Regions from separate parts of the Mus musculus genome. Here region 2 is linked to region 1. Evidence: chromatin loops called from intact Hi-C (ENCODE). Cell type or tissue: left cerebral cortex. All regions are shown on one strand.

Region 1 (8,000 bases):
TCTCTCTCTCTCTCTCTCTATATATATATATATATATATATATATATATATATCATGTCATACTGAGTCTGGATTCTGGTACCTTTCAGAGGCATGGATTTGGACAAATGGCTTGTTCTTCCTGTCTCATCTACAAATAGGGAAGTCAGCACCACCTAAGTTACATGGTTATAATAAGGACAAAACAAGCCAACCTTTGTAAACTGATTAGAATGTCCTAGTAGGAGACTGGTAGACTGTCCAGTGCAGGGTGAGTATGCAGGGGACAGAGAAGGAAGGAACTAGCTGCTAGTTCTAGTGGTAGCTGTTGCTGATGCCTTCTCCTCCTCCTTCTCTTCCTCCTCCTCCTCCCTTCTTCCTCTTTCTTTTCATCTTCATTTTCCTCGTGGTACCTCTCCTCTCCTTATTCTACCTCCACTATGTAACCTAGGCTGGTCTTGAACTTTCAACCCTCCTGTCTCAGAACTTCTCAGCTCTGCAGTTTTGGGATTAAGGATGCATACCACCACACACAGCCCCCGGCTCCTTCAAGGAGAGGACTGAGCGAAAAGACCTTTGTATGATATTTGAACAACAAGCTAATGTTATAGTCAATATGCACATACAAGGTTCTTTCCTCATGAACTGCTTCTTCCTGAAGGGTGGCCTGAGCTTCTGCTAGAGCACAGAGGGCAAAGCCAGGGAGGAACAGAAGACAGGAGCTCCATGAAGATACACTAAGTGGTGGGGGTCGGGGAAGGGGGCTCCATGAAGATACATTAAGCACAGGCTCTCCTGGAGGCAGGTGTTGCTCACATATAAAGATACACATAAAAAGACATGCTAGGCTTCAGACTTTCCAAGGCACCTGGGTGCCAGAGGTCTAACAGGATTCCAAAGGCAAGTGTGGCTTTTGGTTGACTTTGAAACCCATGACCCAAGCTAAAGGTATCCCAAATGAATGATTATGACCACTTTTAAAAGGCATAGTTTGGAAAATTCCGGAATGTCTTAATCATGCAGAAAAGTTTAAAGAAGAGCACGCCAAAACACTCACAGATGTATCCATTAGCTGTGGTAAAGGTGAACATGTCTCTTTGTTCCTCATTATATTATCGTCACCCTCATCTTACAGAGAGGTGATGACCACTCCCCCGCCCCACCCCGCAGATCTCTGAGACTCAAACACATTGAAAACTGGGATCTGGCCACCCAATTCTTACTGTGCAAGCTTTCAGATGTCTACCCAGCATGAAGAGCTGGTTCTTGCCATCTCTTAAACGTCCAGAGCTGCACCTCAGTTTTCTGAGGGAGGGATACAGATATACTAGCTCTTTTATAAATAACATCTTCTCGGAATGCAACCATGTTCACTTAGTGACATGGTTTCTGTGGCTACAGTGGCAGTGTTGAACATTTGTGGCAGAGACAGAATGGGCCACAAAGCTGAAAATATTTATTACCTAACCTTGTAAGAAATATTTGCGCAGCCCAGCTTTAGGGCAACAGGCTTCACCTAACAGAGTATCAGTTAGAGTGATTGCAAATATTGCACCTAGATGTTTCCACAATCACAGACTCTGGGGAAGGGCCTCCTCTTGTTGTCCCACCTTCCCTACCCCCTCCCTCTTCCTTCCCTCTTCCTTCCTGCCCTCCCTCCCTCCCATTCTTTTTGGATACAGAATATCACTATGTAACCTAGACTGGCCTCAACCCCTTTTGTTAGCTTGCTGAATAGTGGGATTGCAGGTGTATGCTACCATGCTCTGTTCCAGTCTAGAAAAGATTATCTCAGGGTTCGAAGACTGGGAATCACTGCTGTAAGAGGTCATTTCACAGACAACAGGACCTCACAGTAGTAGCTGAATACATGTGTGATGACCAGCAATACTGTTTTATTTGTAAACTTATTCGTTCATTTGTTTGTTTAGTGTATATTGTGCATGCACTTGAGCATCTGTGTGTGCCACCTTGCGCGTGTGAAGGTTCTTGGATGGCTTCTAAGAGTTGGTTCTCCCTTCCACCATGTGATTTCCAGGGATCAGATTTTGGTCCTCGGGTGTAGAAGCAAACACCTTACCCTTGAAGCCATCTCATTGGCTCATGATTAGCAATACCCATGAAGCAACCCACTGCCTGCCCCTCTAAAGGCCCCTCTTCAGGTTATAAAAGATCCATGTCCTTGTGGGAGCATTTTCCCTAGATAGAAATGGCTGTGAAGATGGAGTGAAGAGCAGCTGATCAGTTACTCCGATGTCTGCGACATGGGCCAGAATGCCGAAGGATCAGGCTAGCATCAGCACCAATTATCTGGACCCATGCTGACAGTGAAGGTTGTTCCCCACAATGTGGAGGGCAAAGAAGATGCTGGGGGGAAAGCAAGAAGCCAGGTTGCCTGCAGAGATACAGCATCAACAACTAGCAGCAAATGAAGAGTGGCAGCTCACTGTAAACCCACTGGAGGATGCACAGGCCGTCAGGTCAGCCCTGGGGTGGCTGTCCTGCCAGCTGACTCTCACACACATCTCTATTGATGTGGCACATGGGCAATGGGCCCCTCTTTCAGGAAAACCTAAGTCTCACTCATCTGACACCCATATGGCATCTCCAGGCTCTAACTGCCAGGAGATGTAGAAAGAGAGGAAGTCATGACTTCTACTTCTTGTGTGTGTGTGTGTGTGTGTGTGTGTGTGTGTGTGTGTGTGTGTGTGTGTATGTGTGTGTGTGTGGTGTCTGGAGAGCCACCAGGTCCCAGAATCCTTCACTACCAAAAGTGCATGGGGGGCCCTCAATTTTATTTATAAATTATAATAGGTGTATGTGCTCATGTGAACTCCAGCAGCATATGACCATATGCAAAGGGTTTACAACTTGATAAGAGCTGGAAAAATATAAGAGGCTATTATGGTGTTAGCCATAGAAATAAACTTCACGAAGCCCAAGGTTTCTCTAAAATACTTCAGCGGCATGGACAGTTATGGAAACATCCAGTGATCTGGGTGATTCCAGCCTTGACTGGGGGTCAGAATGGAGGCTGAACGGGGAATATCTCTTCGGTCTGGCTTCTAGCACATTGTCTCTAGCCCTCCAGAGAGTTCCTTGGCAATCAACCCTATGTGGTAAATTTGAAACTGCTCAGTGGCCCAGATTAGCTCATGCATGGTCCCAGCTTAAAGGTCACGCTGATGTTATTGCCTGTGGAGAAGGATGAAGGAGAAACATGGAAACTCATCCCGTGTAATGCATGGCTCCAGGCCTGACAAGAGAAACAACCTTGTTACCTAAACGGGACTCACCATGCTTCACAGAAAGCCACTGGAGCAGAAACCTGCCCAGGCCGTCTGTATTTATAGCAGAGCCTCTGAGGAGCAGAGTGTTGGCCTTCTCTGGGCCTCAGGTTTCTCTATCTGAATCCTGGACCATGGAGGTGGGAATAGGGTTCCACATGAGGTCTCACAGGGCCCCGAGCTTGTCAGGAGGTGCCGGGTGCCGGGTGCCGCTGAGGGTGGGGAGGGAAGAGAGCAAAGCGGGGAGGCGAGGCTGCTGCTAAGATTAAAGTTGGAAACAACTGTACTAAATAGTCCCTTCAATTCTGTCTTGATATTTAGAAAAAGAAAACACCAACAAAACCCTTTTTATTTTGAAATCACTTAAGACTCACAAGAATTTGCAAAACAAGTACAGCCTGTTCCTCTTTGCTCTTCATCCTGCTTTCCCAGCGAGAGCATCTTACATAACCACAGCACATTAGTGGAGAGGAGATGCTGCCGCCCTGCCGCCAGCTGACTTGCGGCATCCTCAGGTCTCTAGATTTTCTATGCATGGTTATAACAAAGGGCTTGCATTGTACAACATGTGAATTGAATAGACCGTGTGCTGGGGAGGGAATCCAGTCTTGTTTGCTGAGCACATAGCATGGACTCGAGAGGCACAGCAACAGAGGAACCTGTCCGTGAGACCCATAACTGACGGATCTCACGTGAAGGGGTTGATTGAGGAGGGCGACTCCAAAGATCTATCCAAAAGTAGAAGTGGAAAGTTCCTCTCTAAGTAAACACACATGTCGTGACCTCTGTGGCCAGTTCTTAACAGAGTCATTTCAAATATCTGGCTGACTGAGGGCTCAGCCAGGTGTGCAGCCAGCCTGGGTCATGGGGAGATTGAAAGGCTGTGGGCCTTCCAGGTGGAGAGTCACCAGCTTCAGTGGGGGCTGAAGCCTAAGTGTGTTTATGTGTAAGTGTTGCAGGTCCTTGGGTCCTAAACAGCATTGGAGCTCCCTCTCTGTTACACCCATAGTCCCTGGCACCTTTACCTGGTGGCAGTACCCAGTGTATTTCACCTAGGTCTTTGCCCGTGATAGCTTCTACCTGCCACAGCCACAAGAATTCTGCCTGTTGCGGCTGATTCAGGGGTAGTAAGAAAGAACAGTGTTTTCTTTCAGAGGACACACACATACACACACACACACACACACACACACACACACACGCCCTAACCAAGCAGTCTGAAGCAAAGGAAAGATCTCTGAACCAACATCACTAAATCAGCAACTGCGATAGAACCAAGACAGGCTATTGAGGTTGAAGTATAAACGGCATCTCTGAGCTCCCCAGGGAGCAGGGTGAGAAGGCAAAACAATCAGAGGAGGATTCTCTGGGATTGCAAAGCCGAGTCCACAAATCTCCCAGCCCATCTCTAGCATTAGTTGTCTCTGTCACGGTACACCCACGCTCCACACGGCAACTACATCCTCACAGAACTGAGCTTCTATCATACTTTGCTTGAAGGTTCTAGAGAAAACTGCCCCATGGGTCATGTGTGGTAAGCTTGGTCCTAGTACATAAAGAAGGGTCTGTCTTAGAGTAATCCCCTCTAACGAGGTTAGTGGTCTTTCCCTTTAGCGAAGCATGTGTAAATGCTCCTTGAACTTTTGGGCAGCCTCTGTTTGAAGGGAGTATAAAACCCTCTGTCCTGCAGATGCTGTCCTGGCCTGTTACATTCTAACAGAAAGGCTCAAAGGCTCCACTCAGAAACTCCTGCTGTACGTGGTGGAAATGGAGGCTTGGCCTACAGGCTGTCTCATAGGCACAAATAAAATCTCACTTGTGAATCTAAATCTGGAATTATTTCCAAAAAAATCAATCAGAGGGGGAGGGGAGGATGCAAATTCTATCATAGCGTCTGCTAGCCTGCATCTTATCTCTTAGTTCTAAATATCATAGCTTGACCAGCTTTCCCTGGAAAACTGTGTCAACATTCCTATCAAGATGTTTCCAAGACCTCTTTCCTCCTCCTCTTCCTCCTCCTCCTCCTCCTCCTCCTCCTCCTCCTCCTCTTCCTCCTCCTCTTCCTCCTCCTCCTCCTCCTCCTCCTCCTCCTCCTCCTCCTCCTCCTCCTCCTCCTCCTCCTCCTCCTCCTCCTCCTCCTCCTCCTCCTCTTCTTCTTCTTCTTCTTCTTCTTCTTCTTCTTCTTCTTCTTCTTCTTCTTCTTCTTCTGAAGTTGGTTAAAAACAAGCCCTTAGATCTGCACCGCATAGATTTTGATGCTGATGGAGCTTTGGACTTCCTATATTCTTCCTGGCTGGACTCTATGTACGTACTAAAGGCAATGTGTTCTAGGTGAGTTTGCAATCTATCTTTAAGGATGGCGAGTGGTCCAGCCATGGGCAGAATTTAGCCTTTGGATGATCCCTGAGCTGAAGGAGGCAGCAGCTGCTAAGGATGGAGATGAGAATGGGTCCATGTGAACAGATGCTTCACAAGCCCTTTTTATCTGATAAATAAGGAAGGCAAGCTTTGGCTGGTGTGTGTGTGTGTGTGTGTGTGTGTGTGTGTGTGTGTTCCCATCCTGCATTTCCTACCCATATCTGAATTCCTCCAACATGCCCTGGAGGTTTCTCAGAGGACCTAAATGCCTATCCTTGAAAGCCTCAGGGTCAGGCTTTCTGAGTTCCTGGGGCTGTTTTTAATCCAGTGGAGCTCTGGGGCGCGACTTCCTTGTGTGGCTCCTCCAAGCTGCTTCCTCTGAATACCAAGGAAAATTCCCTGCTCTTACCATCTGATGTGTTCTCATGAATCATACTTGGAAGCCAGGCTTGGGTCTAAATGTCACCCGCATGCTGACTACACAGGCAACACTGAATACTCTGCTCCAAGGGTAATAAGGCTGGCATCATTATTGTGATCTGAAATTTCTTAGGAAATTTCTTTTTTTAACTCCATGAAACAGAAAGAAAGAAAGAAAGAGAGAGAGAGAGAGAGAGAGACAGAGAGAGACAGAGAGAGAGAGAGACAGAGAGACAGAGAGAGAGACAGAGAGAGAGAGGAAGAGAGGAAGAGAGGAAGAGAGGAAGAAAGGAAGAAAGGAAGAAAGAAAGAAACATATTAAAAATGTTGTTTTATTAGCAAAAACTAAAGCCAGAGTGATTTTCTATAACATGACTATTACTGTAATTGTGTCTCACCTATAAGAAGGGTTTGGCCCCATAGCCTTCTCAGAGGCTACATCAGTCTAGATCTCTCTTCATGGGAGCTTTAGAATGTTCAGTGCTGGCTAGGGGAGAAGCTCAGGGGTCAAGTTCTTGCCTAGTTTGCATTAAAGCCCTGTGCTCCATGTCTACCATCATATAAAACTGGACACAATCCCATCACTCCAGGGGGTCAGAAGTTAACTTCAGCTATATAGCAAATTTGATACCAGCCTTGGAAACATGAGACTTTGTTGCCAAAAAAAAAAAAAAAAAAAACCCAAAAACTAAACGAAACAAAACCAAAACTTTGTTTTTGACGAGGTTTGGCATTGCTGTAGACATGGCCTATTTAAGAAAGAACCCATTTCTGGTGGCAGGAATTTATTTTGCTTCTGTGAAGCAGCCATGTTTTATTCTGATGAATAACAATCATCTTCTTTAAAGTAAAATTTCAAATCTTTTTAGGTTTAATTTTATGTTTATGAGTATTTTGCCTGCATGTATGTATCACAGCACACACAAGCCTGGTACCTGTGGTCATCAGAGGAGGGCATTGGATTTCCCAGAACTGGAATTACTGATGGTTGTGAACCACTGTGTGGGTACTGGGAACTGGTGGGAACTGAACCCAGGTCCTCTGCAAGGCTAGCAAGTGCTCTGAGCCACCTCTCTAGGCCCAAACACGAGCTGTCTTTATAGCCGGGCTAACTTATCAAACCAAGCTTCATCAGCAGGATTCTAAAGATTCTTTGCCCAGGTGAACAAGATGCTGTCGCTAACCTTGAATCCACGGAGTCTTTTAAAGTACGCATAATTCTCCCCCAGCAAGGCAACTACCAAGTAAATTGTAATATACTTATAGTACTGATGGCCACGTAACAGTTGGAGCAAATTAGCTAGCTCTTTCTCTAAGAGCATGGACTGAGCGCCAAGGACTACTGTCAGACAAAAAGAGCAAGTCACAGAATCAAACAAAGGCTAGAATGACATTTATGTCAAAACCAGAAACATAAATATGGCCATTCCTCTACTGAACAATAGCGTGGCTTTTCTCTCGATAGATTTGTAAGCGACATGCCTCTGGGAAGTGTGGGGACAGACAGGTTCAGGGATGAAAGGGAAAGGACACTTTGAACAATATCTGAGAGGATGCAGGGGAGGACATGGATTCATACACCTTCCCTGTATCCCGAATGACGGTGAAGCCCCTCTGCTCGCACTGGGTCCGTTCCATTTGCTTCACGAGATGTCGGCTGCATGTTAGAGAAACCGAGGCAGATATCGTATCTGATAACGAATGGACTCTGCCTGCAGTTCCTTGAGCAACCTACCAAGAAGTTACCTATACCTATGTAAGAGTATTTGACAGCATAGTCTACATCTCTATAAGTTATGTTATGGGTCTGGAGAGAGGCTCAGAGGTTAAGGTCATTTGCTGCTCTCCCAGAGGATCTACATTCAGGCTCCACACCCATGTCAGGGATTTCACAGTGACCTGTAACCTGCTGTTCCAGGGGGATCTGATGCCTTCTTTCTGTCTCCTCAGACACTC
Region 2 (8,000 bases), 110 kb after region 1:
GCCCATTTTAGGGAGCCCATGGCCGACACCCTGATGTGTTTGCGCTTCATGCACAGATGTCAAAAATGGTGTGACCTCAAAAACACAGTGTTCTAAGTTTTGTACAAAATGCATCATACACAACTGTGTGTGGATGACAGCAACCTGTGGTTAATCTCCATATCAGGGAGTCCCTTACGCTGTATAACAAAGCGACTCCAAGATCTGTTTCCATGACAACAGCAGCATCACACAGGAAAGAGAATGGAGAGAGTACAAAAAGCCTCTTTAGAAATTGCTACCAAAATGCACACACAGCTTAGGTTGCTAAAAACAAATCTACGGGCACTGGATTTAGGGTTAAAAAAAAAAGTCTTTTCTATCTTAAATATATTCTCTAATGTGTAACTATTTTTAAGTTTCTAATAGGAACTGATTCAGAACACTATAAATACCATCCATCTGCCAAATTTCAGGAGGTCTAAAATTAGGTTATCAGGTTCATCAATTCCCCTTAGAAGATTCTGAAAGAAAGAAAGAAAGAAAGAAAGAAAGAAAGAAAGAGAGAGAGAGAGAGAAAGAAAGAAAGAAAGAAAGGAAGGAAGAAAGAAAGGAAGAAAGAGAAAGAAAGAAAACAAGGAAGGAAGAAAGAAAGGAAAGAAGGAAGGAAGGAAGAAAGAGAAAGAAAGAAAACAAGGAAGGAAGAAAGAAAGAAAGGAAGGAAGGAAGGAAGGAAGGAAGGAAGAGAAAGTAAGAAAACAAGGAAGGAAGGAAGGAAGGAAGAAAGAAAGGAAGGAAGGAAGGAAGGAAGAGAAAGAAAGAAAACAAGGAAGGAAGGAAGGAAGAAAGAAAGAAAGAAAGAAAGAAAGAAAGAAAAAAAAAAGAAAAAAAGAAAGAAACCAAGCCTTTTGAGAGCAGTACTAGAATGGTACTGAAAGTTCAAATTCTATGGTAAATAAATGCCGTTCATTTAGAAGCTAAAAACTATCATGAAAGCAACAAAAATCTTTTCTCAAATAAAATTGCAATGGGCAATACGAACAGGAATTTTGTAGAAGGTTCTTCAGGTTGTCTATAAGCTGCCCTCTGAGCTACACGTGTTCAGAGCAAACCGTACATTATCCACAGCATCCTATGAGGGGAGGAAGATCCACCCCCATTCCCTTCTATGGGTTTTGCTCAGTTTCTACTTTTCTCCCCTTGATGAGACAGAAATAAAAAGCAGCACCAAACTGCCTGGGGTCTCTTCTCTTTGAATTGTTTACATTTATTTTTCTACCAGGGCTCTTTCTTTCTAAAAATATCCTGGAACAACAGCTAGGGAGACCCATTTATTCTCGGCTACCTACTGGGAGGTAAGGCTACTTCACCTATGTGTGTACCAAGTTATTTTCAAAGCTAGTCTTGTTCTTCCCTGGTGTTTCTGTTTCAATAAACAAAGGGAACCTGGGGGCCTATTGAGATCACGTCCATTCTCAGCGTCCAAGCTGTTCCACAGTCCACACTGCCATCGTCAACACTGACAGAGATGGGGTCTTTCACTTTCAAACTGAAAGGTATGAAGTGTTTCGCAGAATGGTCTTGTGAGTAATTTTCTTACCTTTGCAAGGGGCTCGGAAGTTGGATGTTAAAATTTTATGGCATTTGCACAAAGAACTGGGAGTTACTTTTTGTTCTCAAAAACTAGCCTTAACACTAAGAGGCCACTCTTAGCATGATGGGCTCAGGAAAAGCTGGTGGTGCTGGTGTCAACAAAGTAAAATCAGAAATTCTGTCAGTGTCAAGGTTAAGCCAAAATGAATCTCACTGGAGTTTGTTCATTTCTTTGCTAACTTGAAAGCCACCTATGAGCCAGATTCCCTGTAAGCACCAAGGACATCTAGGCAGAAGGATGGCTTTGCTCTCGAGGGACCATGCACCGTACATGAATAGAGATGGAGAAGCTATGACAGCATTGTGGTTTGGAAGTCTCAAAGGACTGTGCACAGAGAAGAAGACAAGAGGCAGCAGGATGCAGGTGGAGAAGGGGCTGGGGAATAGCATCCATGCTGAAGGGGCAGGGGTGTACTGGGAAATCTCCTGAGAGGACCAAGGCTAAACCTGAATCTTGAAGGATGAATAAGACTTGAAGGAAACCTGGCACTCTTCCTGGGCCCCTCTGGAACAGCACAGCTCAAGACTGGCACATCTTGTCTTGTTTCTCGGGGCTCCAGGCTCTGAATTCCTTCTAGTGCTGGAAACATTTATCTATTGGGGCTTCCTCTTGGGGACTATGCTAAGCTCTGAGTAAGGACCACCCTCTGGTGCTCCAAAGGCCAATCCATCATTCTACTCAGGAAGGCAGCTCTCTTTGTCTCTTAGGGCTTCTCTTGTTCGCATGTTGAGCATTCCTGGCTTGTTTTCCAGGTCCTTCTGCCATGACCCCCCTACCCCCACAGTGCTTTGGTTATTTCAGCCTTTTAATACCTATACACAGCCTTCAGATGCTTCCCTGGCTGTCCTGGGCCATCAGGGAAGTGGCCCCTTAGCTTTGGGATGCTCTATTACTTCTGAATGCTGCCAAGTTGTTTCCTGAACAGTGGATTCATTCATGCACCTGATTTGTTCCAACTGACCATTATACCCCACTCCTAGGAGTAGCTATACAATAAAAATATCATGACTGAATGCCCTTATTAAAACTAAAAATATTTCATTAAAATATTACTTACTATCAAACAAAATATTATTGCCAAACCAGTCAATTTAGAAGTACAATCACCAGGCAGAAACAACCAACAAAATCTTGGGGATACAAGCAAACGTTAAGAATAACTTGGTGCTGAAGAGGTGGTTCAGTTGTGAAGAGCAATGGCTGCTCATGTGGCAGTCTAGACATGTGCACCAAACGGCTTCATCCCACACTGTTGAGCAGGGAAGACCTCTCAGACGGGTGGTCATATTTCATACAGATGACATCTGAGAAACTGGTAGCAATTTGTTGCAGTCTCAAAGACTTGCACTACTAGCATTAAAGTAAGGCACAAATGGCTCAGTGGAATTTTAGAACTTTTCAAAAATCATATTGTACTGACAAGATTAAATGTAAAAATATCCCTAAATCAAATCATTCTAAATATCAAAGTATTAGCAGTTTTGATTCCTTAAATTCCCTCTGTGTCTGTGCTCCCTGCACATAACATCTGCCATCATCCTAATCTTAGTAGTCACTTGAAATTGAATTTAGGGACCTGGCAGCATATGAGCCTCTCTCTGTGTCTTTCCAGCCATCTCTCCTTATTGTTACAAACTCCATCACCCTGCTCAACCCAAATGGACTTAACAACTCTCTGCTGCTCCAGTAGTAAAAGCCAGAGAAACCAAAGTCTCCTGAAGGAGACCCATGAAAGAGGACACTGCTTGCTGGCCATAATTGAGAATATCAAGACCCTATTAGACAAAAAGAGAGAGAGAGAGAGAGAGAGAGAGAGAGAGAGAGAGAGAGAGAGAGAGAGAGAGAGAGAGAGAGAGAGAGAGAGAGATTATTCTCAAAGTTCTAAATTCAATCCCCTTATCTCCCGTGTCAGGAATGGTTGCCGTTTAGAATCTGATGGTTAATTGGATACTCTGATTGAGAAGATACATTGTATTTTAAAATAGTTTTAAAGGCCACATAGTCTAAGGCTAACATTGTGAACAATAGTCTTTTTGTTTCAGAAATAGTATCCAATCCCAGGACAAGTCCCTGGCTTCCTTGGCAGGGCCAGTTTATGACTATGTGGTACAGCATTACAGTCAGAAAATATAAAAATAAAGAAAAATCTCCATGAGTCCTATGATATTTCCCTTTATTGTTAGTAGGAAGCAAACAAAACCTTGTAACATTTTTCATCTCCCATATTATATATGTATATGTGTGTGTGTGTGTGTGTGTGTGTGTGTGTATGTGTGAGTATGTATGTATGTATGTATGTATATCCAACAAACATGTAGCAAGGACTTACCATGTACCAGGTATTGTTTTAGGTTAAATGGAAATGTAAGATAAGGTCCTACTCTTGTGTTGTGTTCATGATAATGAAAAGACAAAGTTAATTACTGAGTGCCAAGGTTTCAGAAGGTGATGGAGGGTTTGAAAACCATCATAGAGGAATAGGACACCCATTGTAACAATGGAAGGTGCTCCAAAGACATGTCCCCAGGGGCACACCATCTAAACAGGGTAATAGAAGATATTAATGTAGATGGGGAAGATCTGAGCTTGGTCAGCAAGTAGGCAGGAGCCAGGCCACCACTGTCATGGGCTTTGTCCTGCATGGTAGGAGCCATGCCGCACTCCAATAGCTGGCAAGTGGGACAATACAGAAGTGACTGATCTGCTACACTTGCAGAGTCTCACTCTGGCTGTTGTGTAGAGGAGGAGCCAGATTGGGGATCCAGCCATGAACAAGCGAGGAGCCCTCCAGAGGCTGCTCCGAAGGCATCTTTGCTGGACTCCCCCACTGTCCGGCTGCCACATTCACAGACATTTACTGCCTGTAAAATGGTACCTGAGAGCACAACTCCAAAATGGCAGTGGTGTGTGGATTTTAAAAAGTCTGTTTCTCTTATATTCATAAATCATTTCAAATTTTTAAAACACCTGCCATGTTTCTTCCTTCGCTTCTGGTTCTGTACATGAAGTTATTCCGACCTCCCAGATTTTAGTGGGAGGAAATGGTTAAAGTGGATTACCTTAATCTTGGCGCATCATTCAAACACAGCACATGCTAAGAGAGCAGCCCTGGCTTTCTAATTTTAAGGACTTCTGTGCCTACTTCTCTTCTTTTTCAAGCTTCTCTGGTCTTTTATTATTTTTTTGTGTGTGGTTAATTTTAGTAACTAGAGAACGACTTGTTTAAGAACAAATGAGTCAGTACAGTTTAATATCTAGAAACCTAAAATCACCCTCCTCCACAGACAATACCATTTCCAAGTATGAAACGCTCATGTTTTAAACATTTATATTTCATGTTAACACAAGAAAGCTTCTTGCTTTAGAGCAGGGATGGGGGAGGGATGAGACAGGGCCTAGAAACTGCAGAGGAGGAGCAGAGAGCCAACTGCCTTCTGAAGTGTGTTTTACGACCTACGAGGACATGTTGCCCAGGTAAAACAGTTGCAGCAGGTATTTCAAAATGTATATCGGATGAATTTCTCCTGGGCAGGAATAGCAGCCAGTGACTCTGACACAGAGTGGTCCAAGCAGTTGGGTGTGGGTGGGATTTCATGCTAGATGAGAGGAGTAGAGGTGTAGAGGGGAACCAAGCACGGCCCCATCCTAACCTCCTTCAGCCTGAAACATGCAAACCTTCCCAGATGAACAGCTGAATAACTGGCCTTAACGCCAAGGAGTCCCAGTCCAGAAGCAGTAGTAAGGCTGAGTGTGTGGCTCAGCACTGGAGCATTCTTCATGTGTACTAGGCCTTGAGTGTCGCCCCCAGCATCCTTGTGTGGCACACAGTTGACAAAACAGGGATCACCTTCAGAAGGTTGCTTTCCAAATTGGCATTAGAGAAAAAAGGGGGTATGTACTAAATTGAAAAATTCCAGTCACCTAGTTTAATGGGCATCTTATATTATTTTGTGAGGGTTTAAATTTAAGCACTCAGAAGTAACTAACTTGAAAAGAAAACCACACATCTGTTTATTCAAAAAGATGAGAAGCAAAACAGCAACAAAGAGAGGCTCAGTTCCTGAAGACCATGCCTTATGATCCAGGAAGCCAGGAGTGGTTCTGAGAGACCACTAAAAACATTTTACATATTCTCTCTGGAAACCCAGGCTTCTGGGACCGGAAAGCTCAATCCTTTCTCTCTTATTTTGGATTTTAAATGTTTTAAGTATTTTTCTAAACTAGGATTTTTTTTTTGGTTCAAATTTTATTTTAGTTGCTAGTTGTAAGAGCTTGTGAATTTTACAAATAAGAGACTCATGTACTTTAGTTTCTTTTGAGTTGATATATATATATATATATATATATATATATATATATATACACATATATATATGTATACACACACATATAATAACTCATCTCTCCATCTATGCAGGCTTGATGCGCACTAGGCTTATGCCATAAAATTTCAAGGAAATATATAGGAGCTTTGTAAACTTTTTCATCTTCCTTTGTATCTGAATAAGCTTAGGTAAATGCATGTATTCATATAGGAATTCATAAATAGAAATAAAGTATCTGAAAGTTTAATGATATCTACAAGTACTTAATAACATCAACGTCATATCCAGTTTTGTATATAGTACATCTTAATATTCTTAATTTTTCCTTTATTTTTGAGAATTTCATACATGGGGAGTAGACATTCATATTTCATTCTACACATACATGAATTCTCAGTGTTTTCAACAAACAATGGTAGTCTGTACTGGGGAATATAGAAATGAATAAGATTTGGGGGAAGAAAGCATGGTCTACAGCAAGGGAAAAGCATTCTATGCTAAGGGCTCTGCCATCAGCCCCTGTGACTCACCCTTTCCAAGGTGCACAGCCTGTGTACCTGACATGATCAGTTTTATGTGTCACCTTGACTGGGCCACTGCGTACCCAGATATTTTGTTCACATGTGACTCTGGGTGTTTCTCTGACGGTGTTTGGGGATGAGAGCAATGCCCGAGCTAAGGAAGGTAGGTGGCTGTCATGGCTAGCTTCAACTGTCAAAAGCACCTGGAAGGGTGCTTCAAGGAAGGATTATCTAGAGTAGGCAGACTTTGGGGCATGTCCGGCAGGGGTATCTCGATTGTGTTAATTGGGGTGGGAAGATTTACCCACTGTGGGCAGCACCATTCCTTGTCCAGGGGTTGAGAGTAAGCTGAGCTCTAATATGTGGGGATCTATCAAATGTGGATGCACTGTGACTAGTGGCTTCTAGATTTGACGGTAGCAGGCTGTAACCTGCCACTGTGGGCCAAAATAAATCATTTTTCCTGTAACTAAACCCCTTTACACTTAAGTTGTTTTTGTAAGGGTTTTCTATGGCAGCAAAACAGGAAGTGAAACTAAGAAAGTCCGTACCTGGGTGAGCCCAACCTAAGCCCTGAAAGTCTGAATAGAAGGAAAGACTGACTAAAGGCTTTGAACGTGGGCTTGTTTCTTGCTCCCAGAAGCTCCTCCCAGGCTCCTGGGCTTACCAGTGTTCATACTGGGGCTGGGCTGAGGTCATCAGCTCCCCTGGGTCTCGGGACACCGACATAGGGCTGGACCAGGATAGGTGATCCTCTGCCTTGAACCTCCAGCTTGCCAAATCAACTTTGAAAGTCTTGGGACTAAGCCCCTAAACCATGTGTCTAATCCTTATAGAAAACCTCTTTACACTCACACAGGTAGATGCTTCCTGTTGAATCTGTTTCTCTGGAGAGTCCCGACTTGGACCCTTTGTAAGGACTCAGGCTTTGGGGCTGTGTTAAACCAGGAAACACCATCCTTTCCTTCCTCTGAGGCCTGGACTCTTATAAAGCTGACTCCTCTACATCAGCCACCCATGTTACCCTCCTGGAGCTTCTAGGATGACAAAGAACAAGGTCCCCAGCTAACAGTCACAGCTAAGCCATCGGGTTTACACTTTACTGATCGATCCCACCCCTCAGGAGGGGTGATTCAGGAGAGGCATGGCTGGGCTCACACATTGTGTTCCCTTTTAAAAGTCCTTTCATTCCCTTTTTTTTTTTTCCTTTTGCAGAGGGTGGAGAGAGCATGCCATGGTTTGTATGTGGAGGTCAGAGGGCAGCTAACTGTCGGCACTTGGTTCTCTCTTTCTAGAGATCAAACTCATTTTGAAGCTTGGCAGCCATGGCTTTTACCTGCTGATCCTTCGGCCCTCGTTTTTATTTATTTTTAACTACTAACATTCCACTGGGTAGAAGTAAGCAAGATGATGTAGTGGGGAAACAGATCAGAGACTATGCGACCAACCCTTAGGGCACAGTCCTGCACTAAGGACAAAGGGTGGAGAGGGGACACAGCTAGAAGGGACAAAGACACCCAG

Evidence for each region. A loop is a pair of places that touch in the nucleus more often than their neighbours do. Peaks named below come from ENCODE experiments on the same cell type or tissue, not always from the same donor. Only the 100,000 strongest peaks of a DNase experiment are listed, where the experiment ranks them.
Region 2: a loop joins it to region 1, with 2.4 times the contacts of the local background. A loop is called at or near these places in 2 of 42 quality-filtered maps.

Annotation. Positions count from the first base shown.
Region 1 is chr11:108,058,601-108,066,600 of GRCm38, forward strand. The region is part of intron 3 of Prkca (protein kinase C, alpha); the gene reads right to left. Among named protein-coding and RNA genes, the nearest start is that of Gm51922, 50 kb to the right of the region's middle. In left cerebral cortex, a CTCF peak has its summit at 3,759; DNase peaks (open chromatin) are centred at 3,716, 4,684, 5,770 and 6,009; H3K27ac peaks cover 3,754 bases.
Region 2 is chr11:108,171,926-108,179,925 of GRCm38, forward strand. The region is part of intron 3 of Prkca (protein kinase C, alpha); the gene reads right to left. Gm11655 (a long non-coding RNA gene) reads left to right here and starts at 1,013. Exons shown (of 3, transcript XR_003949784.1): 1 at 1,013-8,000. In left cerebral cortex, no CTCF peak of the experiment used is centred here; DNase peaks (open chromatin) are centred at 200, 4,756 and 4,944; H3K27ac peaks cover 647 bases.